Linked DNA regions of Homo sapiens: region 2 is linked to region 1. Evidence: read pairs that join two places in POLR2A ChIA-PET (ENCODE). Cell type or tissue: PC-3. All regions are shown on one strand. Links, peaks and the distances in the headings refer to the core of each region. The heading gives the core; the rest is flanking DNA.

The links. Peaks named below come from ENCODE experiments on the same cell type or tissue, not always from the same donor. Only the 100,000 strongest peaks of a DNase experiment are listed, where the experiment ranks them.
Region 2: POLR2A ChIA-PET joins it to region 1 with 12 read pairs; 9 of 35 experiments call an interaction of 5 or more read pairs at or near these places.

Annotation. Positions count from the first base shown.
Region 1 is chr1:153,900,388-153,908,387 of GRCh38, forward strand. The region is part of intron 1 of GATAD2B (GATA zinc finger domain containing 2B); the gene reads right to left. Among named protein-coding and RNA genes, the nearest start is that of GATAD2B, 19 kb to the right of the region's middle. RefSeq lists an enhancer at 4,286-4,787. In PC-3, for the core only: no CTCF peak of the experiment used is centred there; no DNase peak of the experiment used is centred there.
Region 2 is chr1:153,798,416-153,809,854 of GRCh38, forward strand. GATAD2B (GATA zinc finger domain containing 2B) reads right to left here. Exons shown (of 11, transcript NM_020699.4): 11 at 6,310-11,439. It overlaps LOC124904425 (a long non-coding RNA gene), which reads left to right and starts at 3,106. Exons shown (of 4, transcript XR_007066633.1): 1 at 3,106-3,179; 2 at 3,302-3,409; 3 at 3,538-4,219; 4 at 4,308-4,672. In PC-3, for the core only: no CTCF peak of the experiment used is centred there; a DNase peak (open chromatin) is centred at 7,126; H3K27ac peaks cover 784 bases.

The DNA of each region.
Region 1 (8,000 bases), core at 1-8,000:
CCAGCCTGGGCAATAGAGACTCCGTCTCAAAAAAAAAAGAAAAGAAAAGAATAGCTTGAGTATCCAGTAATATGACCATTAATCTGGGACCAGAATTCACCTACATCACAGACTGGCAAGCTTATTTTCTTTTTCTTTATTTTTTTGAGACAGGGTCTTGCTCTGTCACCCAGGCTAGAGTACAGTGGTGAGATCACAGCTCACTGCAGCCTCAACCTCTTGGGTTCAATCAACCCTTCCACCTTAGCCTCTCCCAAGTAGTTGCAACTACAGGCGTGTGCCATCAAGCCAGGCCCAGCAAGCCTTTTCTTTAGCCAGATAGTAAATATTTTAGGTTTTGGAGGCCTTAACATCTTTGTTGTGACTAGTAACTCTGACATTGTAGCAGCATGAAAACAACCAAAGACAATATGAAAAAAAATGAGCATAGTTATTTCCAATAAAACTTTACTTATAAACACTGAAATCTGAATTTCATGTAATTTTCACATGTCACAAAATAATCTCTTGATTTTTTTTCAATCATTTAAAAATCATAAAAACTGGCCAGGCGTGGTGGTTTACACCTGTAATCCCAGAACTTTGGGAGGCCAAGGTGGGTGGATCACTTGAGGTCACGAGTTCGAGACCAGCCTGGCCAACCTGGCAAAACCCCATCTCTACTAAAAATACAAAAATTAGCCAGGTGTGGTGGCCTGTGCCTGTAATCCAAGCTACTCAGGAGGCTGAGGCAGAAGAATCCCTTGAACCCGGAAGGCAGAGGTTGCAGTAAGCCGCCATAGTGCCACTGAACTCCAGCCTGGGCAACAGAGCAAAATTCTACCTCAAAAAAAAAAAAAAATTTATATGTTTGTATGTTAAGGCTGAGGCACAAGAATCGTTGGAACCCAGGTGGAGAGGTTGCAGTGAGCCAAGATCATGCCACTGCACTTCAGCCTGGGTGACAAAGCAAGGCTCTGTCTCTAAATAAATAAATAAAACTATCACATCTCCAAGGCAAAATGAGAATCAGGAACTTTAATAACGAGAGTGATGCGTAGAGGGGAAGTGCATTAGAGTTAAATTTATTCAAGATGAGACTTCACTGGACAACACCATTTTGATACTTCCATGAAAGTTAACTAGCTGATTGATTTTTCTTTGGTTAAAATGTCCAACTGCGCCCGATGGCTCACACCTGTAATCCCAGCACTTTGAGAGGCCGAGGCAGGTGGATCATCTGAGGTCAGGAATTTGAGACCAGCCTGGCTAACATGGTGAAACCCATCTCTACTAAAAATACAAAAATTAGCCAGGCATGGTGGCGTGTACCTGTAATCCCAGCTATTTGAGAGACTGAGGCAGGAGAATCACTTGAACCCAGGAGGTGGAGGCTGCAGTGAGCCACGATCGTGCCACTGCACTCCAGCCTGGGAGACAGAGCAAAACTCTTGCTAAAAATAAATAAATAAATAAATAAATAAATAAATTAAATAAAATGGCCCTGGTGTCTACAGCCATACCACCCTGAACGTGCCCGGTCCTGTCTAAAATGGCCTTGGGGCAACAGGGATAATCAGGAGGAGAGCAGGGGCCAATCAGACTCCGTCTCAAAAAAAAAAAAAAAAAAAAGGCCGCGCACAGTGGTTCACACCTGTAATCCCAGCACTTTGGGAGGCTGAGGCAGGCGGATCACCTGAGGTCAGGAGTTCGAGACCAGCCTGACCAACATGGAGAAACCCCATCTCTACTAAACATACAAAATTAGCTGGGCATGGTGGCACATGCCTGCAATCTCAGCTACTCAGCAAGGCTGAGGCAGGAGAATCACTTGAACCCAGGAGGCGGAGGTTGCGGTGAGCCAAGATTGCGCCACTGCGCTCCAGCCTGGGCAACAAGAGCGAAACTCCATCTCAAAAAAAAGAAAAAAAGAAAAAAAAAAGAATTTTCAGGATTTGGTAAGCCTATCATACTTACAGCCAAGGTGTAAAAAGTGCTGAATGAGGGTATAATTCCTACTTAAGGGGTACTTGTTCCTAATATGCAAGTTACTTAATTTACAAACATATTATACCTAGTATTATAATTATTGTATTCCTTTTTTTGAGACAGGGTCTCACTCTTGTCACCCAGGCTCGAGTGAAGTGGCTCAAACATGCCTCAATGCAGCCTCAACCTCCCGGGCTCAAGGGATTCTCTTACCTCAGCCTCCTGTGTAGCTGGGACCACAGGCACATACCACCATACCCTGCTAAGTTTTCTTATATTTTTTGTAAATGGGGTCTCACTTTGTTGCCCACTCTGGTCTCGAACTCCTGGGCTCAAGCAGTCCTCCCACCTCAGCCTCCCAAAGTGTTAGGATTACATGTGTGAGCCACCAAGCCCAGCTGCAGTCTTTTAATACATGTAGTCTTTAGTCTACTGACTGCATCTTCTTGTAATTTATCTTTATATCCTCTAACGTACCTATGTTTATATCTTTTACATACTACTTTACATAGTAGGCATACAAGAAATGTTATGTGGAGGCCTTTGCAGTTTCCCACAACCAGCAGATTTAAGTGGTTACAGCCGGCCGCGGTGGCTCACGCCTATAATCCCAGGACTTGGGGAGGCCGAGGCAGAGGGATCACAAGGTCAGGAGATTGAGACCATCCTGGCTAACACGGTGAAACCTGATCTCTACTAAAAATACAAAAAAATTAGCCGGGCGTGGTGGCGGGCGCCTGTGGTCCCAGCTACTCGGGAGGCTGAGGCAGGAGAATGGAGTGAAACCAGGAGGCGGAGCTTGCAGTGAACCGAGATCGCTCCACTGCACTCCAGCCTGGGCGACAGAGCGAGACTCCATCTCAAAAAAAAAAAAAAGTGGTTACAAAGTAAGCAGCTCTGACAAGCAGGACAAGAGACCAGACCCAAGTTTTCTCTCTATCAGAACAATTAACTATCATTTTTCGAGACAATAGGCCTAAGACAGAGAAAAGCATCTGGAATCTTCACTCCAGAAATTGGAAAAATAAACTCATATCATTGCTCAGAGCCCTGGATTTTCTGCCATAGTTTGAGATTCAGGATTACAGATGAAATTATAAAATAAGACTTCATGAACTAGGCAATCAGCATTCCTAAACTAAGTTTAAATACTTTAAAGTACTTTTGAGTACTAGTAGTACTCAAATTGTTCAATGTTAACAAAATAATAGCGATGAAAATCATTAAATAGCAGAATTGTAAGCAACAGGAAAAGTACAGAATTTCTGTTAACAGGACATATTACAATATACCTAAATACTCTTTACCATATGCCTAAATATTCTTTCCCAATAAAGTTCTAACATTGGCCAAGTGTGGGGCTCACACCTGTAATCCCAGCACTTCGAGAGGCTGAGGCGGGCAGACAGCTTGAGCCTAGGAGTTGAAAATCAGCATGGGCAATATGGCAAATCCCCTCTCTACAAAAAATACAAAAAATTAGCTAGGTATGGTGGCACGCACATGTGGTCCCAGCTACTTGAGAGGTTAAAGTGGTACAATCACCTGAGTTCGGGAAGTGAAGGCTGCAGTGAGCCGTGACTGCACCACTGCACTCCAGCGTTGGCAACAGCATGAGACCTTGTCTTAAAAATAAATAGATATGCCAGGCCCGGTGGCTCACGCCTGTAATCCCAGCACTTCGGGAAGGTAAGGCGGGTGGATCACGAGGTCAGGAGTTCGAGACCAGTCTGGCCAACATGAAGAAACCTCAGTCTCTACTAAAAATACAAATATTAGCCGGGCGTGGTGGCAGGCATCTGTAATCCCAGCTACTTGGAAGGCTGACGCAGGAAAATCATTTGAAACTGGAAGACAGAGGGTTCAGTGAGCCAAGATTACGCCACTACACTCCAGCCTGGGTGAAACACTGAAACTCCATCTCAAATAAATAAATAAATAAATAAATAAATAAATAAATAAATATTAGCTTGTATATGTATAAAGAAACTCTAATATGATAGAAATGGAAAAACAGTGATGGGGTTTAAAACTAGGAAGTTAAAAGACAGTGACAAGAAAGTTTTCACTCTATATCTTAATTTTTTAAAATGTGAAAACAAACTTTAAAACAAGAAGAAAGTGCTCCAACCATAACAAAATGATTCATTTATAAGAGCAAAGATGTATGGAGCAACATAATTTTTCTTTTTGTTTTTCTTTGAGAGACAGAGTCTCGCTCTGTCACTCAGGCTGGAGTAGAGTGGCATGACCTCATCTCACTGCAACCTCCACCTCATGGGTTCAAGCAATTCTCCTGTTTCAGTTTCCCAAGAAGCTGGGACTATAGGCGTGTGCCACCAGGCCCAGCTAATTTTTTTTTTTTTCTCAGACAGAGTCTCTTGCTCTGTCACCCAGGCTGGAGTGCAGTGGCACATCTCGGCTCACTGCAATCTCCGCCTCCCTGCTTCAAGCAATTCTCCTGCCTCAGCCTCCCGAGCAGGTGGGATTACAGGCGCCTGCCACCACATCTGGCTAATTTTTCTATTTTTAGTAGAGACGGGGTTTCATCATATTGGTCAGGCTGGTCTCGAACTCCTGACCTCAGGTGATCTGCCTGCCTTGGCCTCCCGAAGTGCTGGGATTACATGCATGAGCCACCGCCCTGGCCCTAATTTTTGTCTTCTTTAGTAGAGACGGGGTTTCACTATATGTTGGCCAGGCTGGTCTCGAACTCCTGACCTCAGGTGATCTGCCTGCCACAGCTTCCCAAAGTGCTGGGGTTACAGGCATGAGCCACTGCACCTGGCCAAGAGCAACACAATACATAAAGAAAAATACCCAGCCTGACCAATATGGTGAAACTCCGTCTCTAATAAAAATACAAACAATTAGCCGGGCGTGGTGGCAGGCGCCCTGTAGTCTCAGCTACTTGGGAGGCTGAGACAGGGAGAATCTCTTGGACCCGGGAGGTGGAGGTTGCAGTGAGCAGAGATCACGCCACCGCACTCCAGCCTGGGTGACAGAGCCTGACTCGGTCTCAAAAAAAATAAGAAAAATACAGTGATTCAAGGGCCTAGGTGAAATAAAAACTATCTATAACTGAGCAGAATCCCATTCAGATTTTTAGCCCAAAGTAAAAAACTATGTGAAAAGAAAAACCCATCCTAAAATTCATATGGCATCTCAAGGAAGCCCAAACAGCCAAAACAATTTTGGAAAAAAAAAAAAAAAAAAAAAAGAACAAAGTCAGACGACTCATTCTTCCTGATTCCAAAACTTACTACGTAACTACAGTAATCAAAACAGTGTGGTAGCCCGGCATAGTGGCACCTGCCTGTAATCCCAGCTACTCGGGAGGCTGAAGCAGGAAAACTGCTTGAGCCCAGGAGTTTGAAACCATGCCTGGGCAACATAGCAAGAACCAGTCTCTCAAACAAAAAAAAAAAAAGCCGGGTGCAGTGGCTCACGCCTGTAATCCCAGCACTTTGGGAGGCCGAGGTGGGCAGATCACCTGAGGTCAAGAGTTCGAGACCAGCCTGGCCAACATGGTGAAACCCTACCTCTACTAAAAATACAAAAATTAGCTGGGTGTGGTGGCATACATCTGTAATCTCAGCTACTAGGGAGGCTGAGACAGGAGAATCGCTTGAAACTGGGAGTCGGAGGTTGCACTGGGCCGAGATCACGCCACTGCACTCCAGCCTGGTGACAGAGGGAGGTTCCCTCTCAAAAAAAAAAAAAAAAGCTCCCCTCCCCCGCACCCCACACACACACACACAAAACAGTGTGGGGCCAGGCGTGGTGGCTCATACCTGTAGTCTCAGCACTTGGAGAGCCAGAGGCTCTCTTGATCTCACTTGATTTGAGGTCAGGAGTTCGAGACCAGCCTGGCCAATATGGTGAAACCCCATCTCTACTAAAAAATACAAAAATTAGCCAGGTGTGGTGGCGTGTGCCTGTAGTTCCAGCCACTCGGGAGGCTGAAGCAGGAGAATCACTTGAATCTGGGAGGCAGAGGTTGCAGTGAACCAAGATTGTGCCACTGCACTCCAGCCTGGGCGACAGAGCCAGACTCTGTCTTAACAACAAAAAATTAACACAAAATATTGTTCTTTTACAAGTTGCTGTAACACATTTACAGCAATACAAAAATGATACAATACAAAAAGTAAATTTAAAAAAATGAGAAAAAACACAAAATAAATGAAAGACTAAACAGAAGAGCTAACACTCTTAGATGCTTCATGATGTTGGACTTGACAATGATTTATTAGACACCAAAAGCACAGGCAAAAAAGGAAAAAAAAACAACAGATAAACTGGACTTCATCAAAATTAAATTTTTTGTGCATCAAAGGACACTACAGAGTGAAAGGGCAACCCACTGAATGAGAATCATATATGTGGATAATGGATTAAAATCCAGAATATACAAAGAACTCCTACAACTTAGAAACAAAAACAACAACAAAAACCCAATTAAAAACTAAGCAAAGGATCTGAATAGACATGTCTCCAAAGGAAATATACGAATAGCCAATAAGCACCTGAAAAGATGATCAACATCACTAATCTTAGGGAATTACAAATCAAAACCACAATGAGACAGCACCTCACATCCACTAGAATTCCTATTCAAAAACAAACAAACAAAAAATAATAACAAGTGTTGGCAGGGACGTGGAGGGACTGGAACCTTTGTGCATTGCTGACAGAAATGTAAATGATACAGTTACTGTGGAAAACTGTAACAATTACTCAAAAACCGAATTATCATGAATTATCATGATCTAACAATTTCAATTCTGGATATATATCCTATACGCAAAACAATCGAAAGCAGGGACTCAAGCAGATATCTGCCCAGTCATGTTCACAGCAGCCTTGTTTGCAACAGCCGAAGGCGGAAACAATCCAGATATCCACCAACCGATGAATGGATAAACAAAATGAGATATTTACATACAAAGGAATATTATTCAGCCTTAAAAAATGAAATTCTGATACATGCTACAACATGGATAAATCATGAAGATATTTTCAGTGTAATAAGCCAGACACAAAAGGACAAATGTGGTATGATTCCATTTATATGAAGTACCTGAAGTAGTCAAATTTATAGAAACAAAGTAGAATGGTGACTGCCAGGAACTGCGGAGAGGGGAGAATGGGAGTTATAGTTCAATATATACAAAGTTTCAGTTTGGGAAGATGAAGAAGTTCTGGAGATTAATGCTGGTGTTGGTTACACAACATCAATGTATTTAATGCCACTAAACTGTATACTTTAAAAGGGTAAATTTTTTTTTTTTTTTTTTTGAGATGGAGTCTCGCTCTGTCACCCAGGTTGGGATGCAGTGGCGTGAGCTCGGCTCACTGCAACCTCTGCCTCCCAGGTACAAGCAATTCTCCTGTCTCAGCCTCCTGAGTAGCTGGGACTACAAATGCCTGCCACCACACCCAGCTAATTTTTTTTGTGTTGTTTGAGATGGAGTTTTGCTCTGTCACCCAGGCTGGAGTGCAGTGGCATGATCTCGGCTCATTGCAACCTCCGCCTCCTGGGTTCAAGCGATTCTTCTGCCTCAGCCTCCTGAGTAGCTGGGATTACAGGCATGCGCCACCACGTTCAGCTAATTTTTGTATTTTTAGTAGAGACTGGGTTTCACCATGTTGCTAAGACTGATCTTGAACTCCTGACCTCATGATCTGCCTGCCTTGGCCTCCCAAAGTGCTGGGACTACAGGCGTGAGCCATCACGCCCAGCCTAAGATGGTAAATTTTATGTTATGTACATTTTAACACAAACACACACTCACGCACGCACACATCTATGTGCCAGGTTTACCATTATCTTTTTTACAAGAATGACTAACAGGCTGGGTACCATGGCTCATGCCTGTAATCTCACCACTTTGGGAGGCTAAGGTGGGAGGACTGCTTGAGCCTAGGAGTTTGAGACTAGCCTGGGCAACACAGCAAGACCCCATCGCTATAAAATTTTAAAAAATGAAAAGTAAAACATAACTAACATTTACTGGACATTTACAATC
Region 2 (11,439 bases), core at 3,440-11,439, 99 kb before region 1:
TCTCTGATCCTTGATCTTCTCATGTAAATGGGGGAAATAACAGTACTCCGCACACAGGCTGTGGTGAGGGCAAAATGGGACAATCTGTGGGGCTCGCAGCCAATGTCTGGCATGGGGAAGGGGTCGGCCCGGGTGGCCCAGCCTCCCCTCACTGAACTGTCTGGCCAGGCAGGACACAGCCTCTTTGAATGAGGCCAGGAGATTCCAGGGCAGCCCACAGCCTGTACTGCAGCTTGCAAGAGGCAAATGGAGAAGGGCTGGGCCCAAAGTAGGCCTTCAATCTATAGTTGCTGAATAAGTGAATGAACAAAACACAATCCTACACCTTGAGGGATAAAGATGTGTAAGACTTTAGACCAGCCCTTGAGAAACTTTCATTTTAGAAACATTTTATCTGAGACATTCTTAATAAAGGGCATTTATGAAAGGAAAGACACGTTAAGTTCTCACATGATACAAGGTGGTAAAGAAAATGAGGATGATGGCCTATGGGAAGGCAGAGCTCTGTTTCACACGATGTTGTTCACAACTGTGCTCCCAGTGTGAGGGTGCTGCCTGGCACATGGGAGCCCCCAGTGATGACCTGTTGAATAAACTAATGAAACGGGGGAGCATGGCATAAAATGAAGATGTGATTTAGACCCAAAACAAGAGTTACTTTGGGAAAACACATCCTTCCTAAGCAGCTAAGCAGGCTGAGGTCTTAGGAGGCTGGTCATGCTTTCTGAGGGAGCGCCTCCTACTAACTTTGTGGGTGCCTCTACCTGCCCCTCAGGGTGAGGCGCCCAGGGAAGGTGGGGCCACCCACAGGGTTTGTAGGAGGAGAATGCTCTCTCCTCTCTCTCCGCACCCCCAGTCTACCAGACCTTCAGCCTGATAGCTACTTCCATGGGACTTTGGGCAGGTCATTTTTAAAATCTGTAAATTGGGGATGGAATAGCAGCTGCAAAGCACACCTCTGAGGTCTGGTGACATTTGTGGGCTGGAAGAGTGTGCTTGGAGTAGAAGTTGAGTATTGGAAGGAGGTTCTCCTTTCCTGATCCAATTTGCTTGTTTCCACCACACAGTGGGACCCCTGAGGCTGCTGCAGGAGCCAGAGATCCTGTCTGGGCCTCAGAACCTGACCCTCACAGTGCACCAGACGGCAGTGCTGGAGTGCATTGCCACCAGTCACCCTTGGCCGCTTGTCTCCTGGAGCCGCCTGGGTGCGCAGCCGCCCCCCACCCCCTTGCTGTCTCTCAGAGCCCTGTTCCCTCGTCCTATCCCAGCCTGACCCCCCAACGCCTTCTTGCAGATGGCCGCTCCATCGGCGTAGAGGGCATCCAAGTTCTGGACATTCTGGACACAGGGAATCTCATGATCTCCGACGTCTCAGTCCAGCACTCAGGTGTCTATGTCTGCGCCGCCAATCGGCCAGGCACCCATGTCCGGCGCACAGCGCAGGGCGTCCTGCTCGTGCAGGGTGAGCCCCAAGGGCCCAACTGGGTGGGGAGAGTGCTGGAGCACCCCAGCTCCCTGACAGGAGCCTGGATCTGGAGAGGGTCCAGGGCAGGAGGCAAGAGGCTGGGTCTCACGGCACCTTCCTCCATGCTATTGCCTGCCCAGCTCCCCGAGTTTGTCCAGTGGCCACAGTCCTTGTCCAAGCCTCCGGGCAGCAGTGCCATCTTCACCTGCGTGGCCCAGGGCGTCCCTGAGTCCCGTCTGGTCTGGCTGAAGAATGGGAAGGTGTTGAGTCCTGGGAATAACATCAGGCTGACTCACAACAATAGGTACTCGTGTCTCACCACTCCCCACTGCCCACTGGCAATGGTAGGTCCCCCTACCCACCCTGGGCGTCCACCCCCACCTACATGCAACACTCACTACCTAAATCTCAAAAATCCACACCCATCCACAAACCCCCAGCAAGTTACCTTCTACTTCCAGCAATTCCCCCCTCCCCCAGGAGGCTCTGCCCTGACTGCTCCATTACAGGTAATGTCCCCACACAGCCTCCTCCTCTAGGGCCACTCCACTAAGTCTTGGTGGGAAAGGGCTCCCAGTAGCTGAGTTTGTCTTTCTCTAGTACGCTGATGCTGGCAGGGGTTTCAGTTGAGGATGAGGCCATCTATCAATGCGTGGCAGAGAACAGCACGGGCTCCAACCAGGCCAGTGCCCGCCTGGTTGTGACAGGGGGCCCAGAGCCACCCCGTCCCCAGGGGCCTGCATGCCATGGCTCTCTCTACTTCTGCCATTCGAGTGTCCTGGGAGCCACCCCCCCCTCCAGCAGGGACATCATTGGCTACGTGCTGCACCTCCGGCCTGTGGGAGGTGGGTGTGGGTGGGTGGAGAGGGCTTTGACCTCAGAGCAGGGCCAGGGGCCAGGAGTCCCTGGCACCAGCCCATCTCTGCTCCTGACTGCTGATGTCCTGGGTGAGTCCCTCTCACTCTCTGAGCCCCAGTCTCCTCCATGACCCCAGACCCTTCTGGATTCTTCCCAGGCCTCTGGGCCTGTGGTTCTCTGGGCTGGCTGCCTCTGTACATGGTCTTTTGGTGCTTCCTTACTGCTTTTCAGCTTGACTCTAGGCCCTTTCCTCATCCTCATCCTCATCCTTTCTCAGCTTAGCTCCAACTTCTGTAGCTCCCTTCCCTGCTCTCCTTGGAGGCTTGGCTGGCCCAGCCAGGCACCAAGAGGGGCTTCGTCCCCAGTTTGTGAAGGTGTGGGGACGTGGCTAGTGAGAAGATGCTGCTTTGCTCCTCAGAGCCATCTGGCCCGGAGCTCCAAGAGGCCATAAGCAAAGGCACTTCTGAGCACGTCTTCTCCAACCTGGAGCCTGCCACAGCCTACACCATCCATTTGCGGGCCTACTCAGCAGAGGGTGCCAGTCAGGACTCTGCTCCCATCTTTGCCTCCACCATGGGCAGCAGTGAGTGACAGCCTCTCCAGCCCTGGGAAGTCCCTGGCCTCAGGTGGGCAGGGACTGCCAACTAGTTTGCTTGTTTTCCTCTGCAGCCCCTGCTGCCCTGGGCTTCTCCACCAAAGTGCTGAATGCCACCTCTGTGCAGGCCTCCTGGGAGCTGCCACCCCAGCTGGGGCCCATCCAAGGCTTCAAACTTTCACCGCAAGCTGCCTGCTGCCCATTTTCAGGGGCCTCTGCTCCTGGCCAGCAGTGTCAGCTCCTTCCTCTACACAGACCTGGGTGAGGCTCTGAACCTTCCTGTGCCACTCAAGGCCTGCCTTTCTCAGTGTGATCTTGCCCCAGGTACTGAGCTTCCTGGCCCAGAAATGCCCGTCCCCTTCACATTCCCCTGCTCCCGGCAGAACCGGCTGCTCTCTATGACATCAAGCTGCAGGCGTTCAATGGCAATGGGGATGGAAATAGCAGTGCCCGCTGTGTCTCATTGTGTGATGTGCCCCTGGCCACTCCTGGTAAGTGGGGTCTGGTAGGAGGGTAGTAGGGCTGGGGTCAGAGCAGGCCCCTCTGATAGGACCCATGGCTGCCAGTCTTCAGGAAGAGGGCTGGGCTTCACCTCCAACCCTGGTCCTCTCTCTGACAGATGGCACAGTGTCCACAGAGTCCAAGACTGGGTGCTCTTGCAGCCAGGGTGAGAGCAGCCCACTGCCTGGGGTTGTGGTGGGCATCCACGTGGGCCTGGCTGCCCTCATCATTTGCCTCCTCTGCCTCTTCCTGGGCTGGAGACATAGCTAAGGGCCAGGTAAGGGCTAATGTGGGAAATCTGCCAGGGAGACAGTCTGCATCACTGTGGCACAGGGCCAAAGAGAGCAAAAAAGCCCCAATCTACAACCAATCAATTTTACCAATGAGGAGACTCAGGCAGAGAGAGGAAGCCAATTCTTTTCAGAGCTGTGTGGTACCAGGGGCAGGAGAAGGCCTGCCATGAGCCGGGAAGAGAGAACTGGGGCTCCCAAAGCAAAGAACAAGGGCAGCAGAAATGAGCTAGAGCCAGTTCCCTGCCATCCAGCAGCATGAAGAGGGGTCCACCCTCTCCATCTCTGGGGAGCATGGAGCAGGAGGAGGGGTTGGGAGCCATGCGAGGCAGAGGGAGGCACCAGACAGACCACACTGCTGACCCTTCCTACCCGGGCAGCCTCCTCTGCAAACAGGAGTCCCAGGAATGCTGGGCAGTGCCTCGGACTGCCTCGGACAGAACTGGGGGCCATCAAGGCCAGACTCAGAGTGGAGGGAAGCTGGGGGAGAAGACTGAACTCACCACCCAGGTGAGGCGGATTCAGTGATGGGGAATGAGTGGGGGAAACTGGAGTGTTTGAGGCCTTGGTCCAGAGGCCTGACCTCCTTCACCCTCAGGTGACTGTGGAACAGCTGGCCTTGGCCTAGGGCCCTCCAAGTTGGCTCCCTCCGAGATGCCACTAACTCCAGATACACCAAAGAATCTACCTCACCTGTCCCTGTCACCCCAGAGTCAGGAAAGAACCAAAAGTCCCTCAGCTCCTCTCCGGGGAGGGGCAGGACTGGCCATAGTGGGAGAGAAGAGGGTGTGGTTTCTCTGTTCCTCCCAGACCTCAAGAAATGGGAGAATCTGCATCCCTTCCCCCAACACACCAAATAACCTCAAACTAAACCAAGCCCAGCTGGGAGTTACCCCCAACCCAGTTACTCCTGCCTCATAACCCCATCCAGTATATTCACCTCTTCTTGATCCAAATATGAACCTGCCCAAAGACACCTAGCTTTAAGGGTTCCCCACAAAATGGCGGCAGGGGAAGAGGCTCTGTCATCACCTCCATCTCACAACCTGAAGCCCTCCAGTCTAAAATCTGTCTCTGTCTCCTCGTGCCCAAGCTGAGCTCTGCCCAGGGACAGGCGACCTGCATTCCTTGTGGTCCGAGTGAGCAGGTGGGCAAAGGGGGTGCAGAGTTTCTTGCCCCCCTTCTCCCTACAACATGACTCTTAAATATCTGAGCTCATATGAGCTTCTCTGAGCAACCAAATACCCATTTCCCCCTTCCCAGATCCAAAGCACTGGCTCCTCCGCAGGGGGTCCTCCTTACCCATTTGATTTTTATTTTTGAAAGAGATTAGTTTGAGTCAGGGTTTTGGCAGTCTTGAATCGCCTGTAGAATGAGCACAGAGGCTGGGGAGCACTCCCCATCTCCCCTCCCTCAACTCTTGGGGTCTGAAGAGCACCTCTTTCCCACTTCTCCCTCTACCAGCCTATTGGCATCCAGAGCACCACAGTCCCTCCTTATCCAGCTCTGCCATGCTCTAAAGCCAAAGCCCCAGCCACTTCCTCAATCACTCTCTCTCCAAGGCTGCCCAGTATTGTGCCAAAAAGGGAAGGGTCTTGGGGGAAGGAAAGCCCATGGCTTAGAGGACCCCAAAACTGTCTCCTGTGCTCTTATAGAGTAATGCTAGTACCAATGACAAGACTCCAGAAAGGCTGGGCTCTGGCCCTCCACAATAGTGCCCTCTGCACAAGGCACAGCAGCAGCTGTAACTAAAAAACGTGGCTGAGGAGCAAGAGGGCTAAGAATAGCCCCAAACATCAAGTCCTTGAGGAAATGACATCCTCTTCTCTGGTTGGGCCTGGTCTAACTGCTTTGTTGGAAATAAATAACCAAAACGGAAAAAATAAATTAGGATCTGGTTAATGCTTTGGGCTGAAAGGAAAACTTGGGGGAGGGGAGTGATGAGATGGTGAGAAAGTGTAGTTCCAGATCTTTCAGGGGATGCTGCATTCAGATTGTTAAAGAACTATATTCGGTAGTTTACTAGAAAACAGCAATGTGAACCCCTGCTGGTAAATAAGGCAACCGTCTAGAGGAACAAGCATGTTACAAAAGATTATTTATTTTCTTTTATAGAGATGGGGTCTCACTACATTGCCCAGGCTGATCTCCTGGCTCAAGTGATCCTCCCACCTTAGCCTCCTGAGTAGCTATAGGCATGCAGCACTGTGCCTGGCTAAAGGATTCTGTCACTAGAGACCAGAGCAGTGTGGTGGGAAGGGCCAAGCACTGCTAGGGGACACCTTTCCCTAGGAGAGAATGGAGACCCAGCCCCCTCCCCATGATACCATTAGACCTAAAGTCATCAGATAACTAAAGTGGGGTTGGTGGCTTCCAGAATACTGGCTCCAGCTAGAGCTGGAGGGGAACAAGAACACAGAAGTAGGTCAGGGCTTTAAACAATCATCACAATCAAAGAGAAGGATACAAACCAAAGGTACTCAGTCCGTGGCTGGACTGACTAGGGAAGACAGCCATAGCTCATCTCCCAATTACCCTGAAAATTCTCCCGCCAAACTGCCACCCCCAGCCCCATAACTAAAGCACAAGCCACAGGAAAGTTTTAGAAACCATTCCTTTCTTTATTAAACATAGCTTGCAAGTGATAAATATTACAAAGTTTTTTTTTCTTTTAATCCTTTCTCCAAAAATTAGCTTATTATTTGAATCTGTCACTGCTGAAATGCTCAGCAGCATCTGAAACAGATGGGAGTGTATTTGCCTTTTTGAAAACCAGTTTCTATTGGTCTTAGTTTTTTCATTTTATTTCCCAAACACAATGCAGAAAATCAGAATGAGTTAAAAAAGAAATAAAGGAAACTTAAAGAGAGTTGTGCAAAAGGGTCTTGTTCCCCTCCCACCCACCCTATTCAGGGAAGGCCATTCCCCATCCCACCTCCCTGCTCCCCACCCCCCAACCCCAATCTATCCTTTCACCTTCACCAGGGCTTCACCCATCACCCTGTACCCTCTCCAGGCTTTATCAGCCCAGAACCTAAAGAAGAGAGTAGGAGTACTCAGCCCAGGCTGTGGGGAAATTGGGCCCCTGAAGGAGACAGACTGTGAAACAGCTGCCTTTAGCGGGGTTCAGATGAAATCTGAGGAAAGGAGACAAAATGTGGGCTGTGTCTGCGCTCTCCTATTTTATCACCAAGATGGGGGAAAAGTTACACATCCTGTAGCTCACAAAGGGAGTAAATAACTAAAGCACCAACCTGGGGCATTCAATTGTCAACCACCCTTAAGGGCTCTGTGGTTGGCTGTGAGATGGGGCTTGAGGCCTAGTCCCCGCCCTCAGATGACTAGAGGCATAAAGGCAAAGATGTCACTGGTCTGATGCCCTGGACATGACTCTGCTGCCTCTCCCAAATCAAGGGTAACCATAGAGGACTGGCAGTTCTCCAAGAGCATTGTCATACACATAACCACTTCAACGCGAGTCACTTTCAGTTCCTCCCTGGTTTCTGGGCCCAACACTTTCCTCACCTCAAGTTGTTTTTTGGTTTTGGCAGGTGAGAAGTATAGAATTTTAAACTTGGTGGCCAGATGATCCCCCTCTTCACTTCACAGATAAGAAAATTGATACTCAGAAAATTAACTCTACCAAAGATCATATAGCAAGTTAGTAGGAGACCCCAGGTCTCCAGATTGTAGCCCCCTCAACCCCTTTTGTGTTGGTGGTTCTTTTTACTCTACAAAGTCCTGGACCAGGAGGTCTTGGCTTTCACAGGAGCTCAGCCTCACCTCGGTTCACGCAGCCTAAGGCTGTGCAGATGGATGTGGCTCTCACTAGGTGAAATTTCCTCAGGATGACTTATTAAAATCCTTTCTATCATCCCCTGACAATCCACCCTCAAAGGCCCATAAGACTAGGTTCTTTCTTTTTTGAGGAGGTGGGGTGGGGGAAATCCCTTGCATAAGAAAGCTTGACACTGAATTTTGTTATATAGGTATATTGTATATATGCTGATGCAATCAGAGGAAAAAAACAGTGCAAATACAATTACAATTCATAATAATACTTGGTTTCGATGCCCCCGGGAACTGCCCCATTCCTCGGCTACCTCCCAGCCCCCAGCACTTCCCCACAGTATCAACCTAATGCTGGGGGATAGGGAGGGTGGGCAGGTTAGGGTAGGGAGTGGGCTCTGCCAAGGCAGTGCTGGTGACCCGGAGGGACTACTCCAGGGTGGGGAGGCAAGGCACAAATTAGGGGTGGGTGGTGGGGGAGGTGGCATCTCTAAGGAGGGATGGGGTTGGAGCAGCTGCCAGTCTCAGTGTGCTGGGCCCGGCCCACTCCCCTACCCACCCTCCACAGCCCTGCCTCCCTACCCCCTCCCCTTCCCCAGAAACCCTTTTGCACGGATCATACACAAACGGGCACATTACAAAATGACATAACACAGTTTCACAATATCCATGGCTAGGGCTTTTTTTTCTCTTTTTCAGGTTTTTTTTTTTTTCTACACAATGTACAATTCCTTTTAAATGGATCAAGAAATAGCTTATATACATGAACGAGTCCTTGTTATAACATCTCGGCAGCAAATATCATAAGCTAATGAAGGTCTTGATGGAAAGGATGGGAGCCTAGGACGGGGGTGGGGGTAGGGGGTGTGGAGAGAAGGGTTATGCCTTCTGGAGGAGTGGGGAGAAAAGGGAATGATTAGGGAAAAGGAACAAAAGTAAAATATCAAGAAGCATCTTTACAAAGCAGTTCTATAGCTAATTCCTTTTAAAGGGGAAAGGAAAGGTAACCAAAGCAGGAAAACATTTATCTCTGTGTCTTAAAAAAAAATTGTCTACCATACATATATCCAAAAATGTGGGAAAAATACTTATTCCAGGGAGAGAGGGAGTTCAGATGCTGTGGTCAAATTATAAAATAAAATCGACAAATAAGAACCTCTGTCCCCTAGTTTTACTCAAGCCTTACCGCTATTCCACCCATTTCAGGCTTCCAGGGAGTAAGACACCAACCTTAAAATACTGCTTTTAGTGCCTCTGGGGATGGAGGAAGCCAGGCAGAACTGGTGGGATCCTCACTCTACTAATAATGCTCCAAACAGAGGGTCTTTCCTCCTGTCCTTAGGGCATGAGGTTTAGTGTCTACACGGCCCAGAGCCTGGAGATGGATAGTAACAAGTAGACTTGGAGGGACACAAGGCAATCAGTGATGAAAAAAAAGAGACGGAGAATTGAGGAAGACAGAAGGATGAGGAAGGAGGAGGGAAGGGAGGAGGTGGAAGGTTAACACTTTACCATGATTAGGGAGACCTCACCTCCATCACTAATCCCTGGGAAGAGTATGAAAATGGGGAGAAGAAAGGGTAAGAAATCAAACCTCAGCGGTTGAACAAAGGGTCACCGAGCTATACTAGTCAAGAAGCAGCTTCTATGTAACTGACCCTGAGGGGATAAAAACAGGGAAGATTCCACCATCTCCCCTGTGACCTCAGCACCTAAGCAGGCACTCGACTATAGGCTTTCCTTCTCCATGATTCCCCAACTCTATACATCTTACTTCCAAACCCCATTCTAAGGTGGCCTGGCTCCCAGGGAAAGGACTCAGCTCAGGGCAGGGCAGGGACAGCCCCCAGCCAGACGGTATTGCACATTCTCTGTTCCTTACTTTTAATCTCAACTGACAAACTTGGGCATCTCGTACCTCTGAGCACCTCTGAGCTTGGGGAGAGGGAGACGTAACAGAAATGGCACTTCATCATGAGGGAGGGAGGAAGAGGCTAGACAGACATGCCACAAGGCAAGATGACTTGTGGGGAAAACATTTTTAAAAAAAGCTTCCAATTTTGTGGAAGAGAGAAAAGCAAAACCAAACAATTTATCCAGTGCTTTCAAAGCACAGAGGGCAAAGAAAAGATGTAAGAATATATCTTTATATATATATATATAATTTTAAAATAATCCCAGACCCAGTTCCATTAACCCCCCTCCCTCTCCCACCACTTACAGTCAGGGGTACCACATTCCCCGGAAAAATACTCAAAAAACCCAATCACTACCTGTTACTAGCATCTAGCTTCCAGATCATTTCACCACTGGGGGAGCCCAGACACTGGCTGCATCTCTGCTCCTTTAAGTGCTCAATGAATTTGGGGTAAGGGAGGAAAGAAAAAAGCCAGGAAGGCCCGTAGGGCCAGTATAGTCACCCACAGTGGCACTGGGGTGTGGGGAGTAGAGGCCAGAGTAGGGGAACTGAGCCTGATTTTAGCTCTTTCTCCCACCCCACCTCCAAATTTTATGGGGAAGGTGTGCAGTTCATGTGTGTGTTAATTTTAAAAGTGCCTTCTTTAAAAAATTACTTAATTTTAAAAAATAAAAGTGGGGAAACTTCCTCAGGTGACTTTCAAGGGCAAAATATTAAACTTCTCCTCATTCTTCTCTGCTGAGAACATTCCCCCCAGTGCACTCTGGCAGCTTCTGGAGCCAGAGAGGCAGGTGGGTGTACACTATGAGAAGAGCAGAAACCCGTACCTTTAAGGGGCTTCCCTTACTTCAAAAACAGCCTGGTCCACTCCGTCTTCCCACAGTGTGGGCAAATGGGATGCTAATCTCCCCAGTCCCCAGAACAGCAACATTGCACAATTCAATTCATTCTCTACATTAGTAGCGCTTAAAAAAAAAAAAAAAAAAAAGGCAAAATTAATATCATTCTGGGGGCGGGCGGGGGGCAGTGGGAAGCAACTATTTGTACAGCAGAGGTCCTAAGCTGGTTTTGCCATGAGCTGTTTGGCTTTGAGCAGTTGGTTCTGCAGCTGGTGCAGCAGAGTAAGGACAGGACTCCAACCTGATTGTGTACCCCCAGCCTCTCATCTCCTGGCACTCAGAGGGTGAAAGAATAGGCAAATATGCGAATCTCAACTGTTGGAAGAGAAATCCTTTCTTTCGTCTAAGTCTATTTCCTCCTGTTGTCACTTGACTCATTTATGTCCACCCAACTTGTGGGACACCCAGCAAACAGCCTTGGAACAGCCGTTCCTCTGTATTATAGATGGGGCTATGGTTAGAGGGGATAGATTAGAATTTTTAAAAGCAGGGTGGGGTGAGGGAGAATTTTACAAAGAATACAAGATGAAATAATTTTGGGCTGGTTGGCCTGGAATAGACTTCCGTGTTCCCAATGGGGTCAGGAGATCGGTCTTATTTCCCCAAGATACAGAAAGGCAGGACCTAGTTTCAATCCTCCCTGGCTCATAATTGAGCCCATCTTCATACCTCTTTCTTCCCGTCTTCTATGGGTAAATTCCAGAGTGGTTGAGTTTTAAGCTCCTCCCCAGGCTCTTTCCCCTCATTCTTAGAGCCCAACTTCAGTACCAAACACTGCCACCCAAATTGTCCAGCCCCCAAACACCCACAGGTAGGGTGCTATTCGTCCTTCTTTGATACCCCCCACCCTGCGCCCTCCTCCGGTTAAGTGCATTCAAAACTTCTGCCCCTAACACTCCTAGTCATGTCCTACTTGGCAGCTGGGACCCCTACTGCAATCTGCAATGCTCGTATCATTGAACTGAATGTCATTTGTGTTTACAAAAAAAAAAAAAAAAAAGGAAGAAAAGGAAAAAGAAAAAGATTGGTTGAGTGGGGGAAGGTTTAACCGTCCACTGAACAAAGGGAGGACACACAACATCATTAAAAATGGTAATAATTATAGCATAAAACAACTTTAGAAA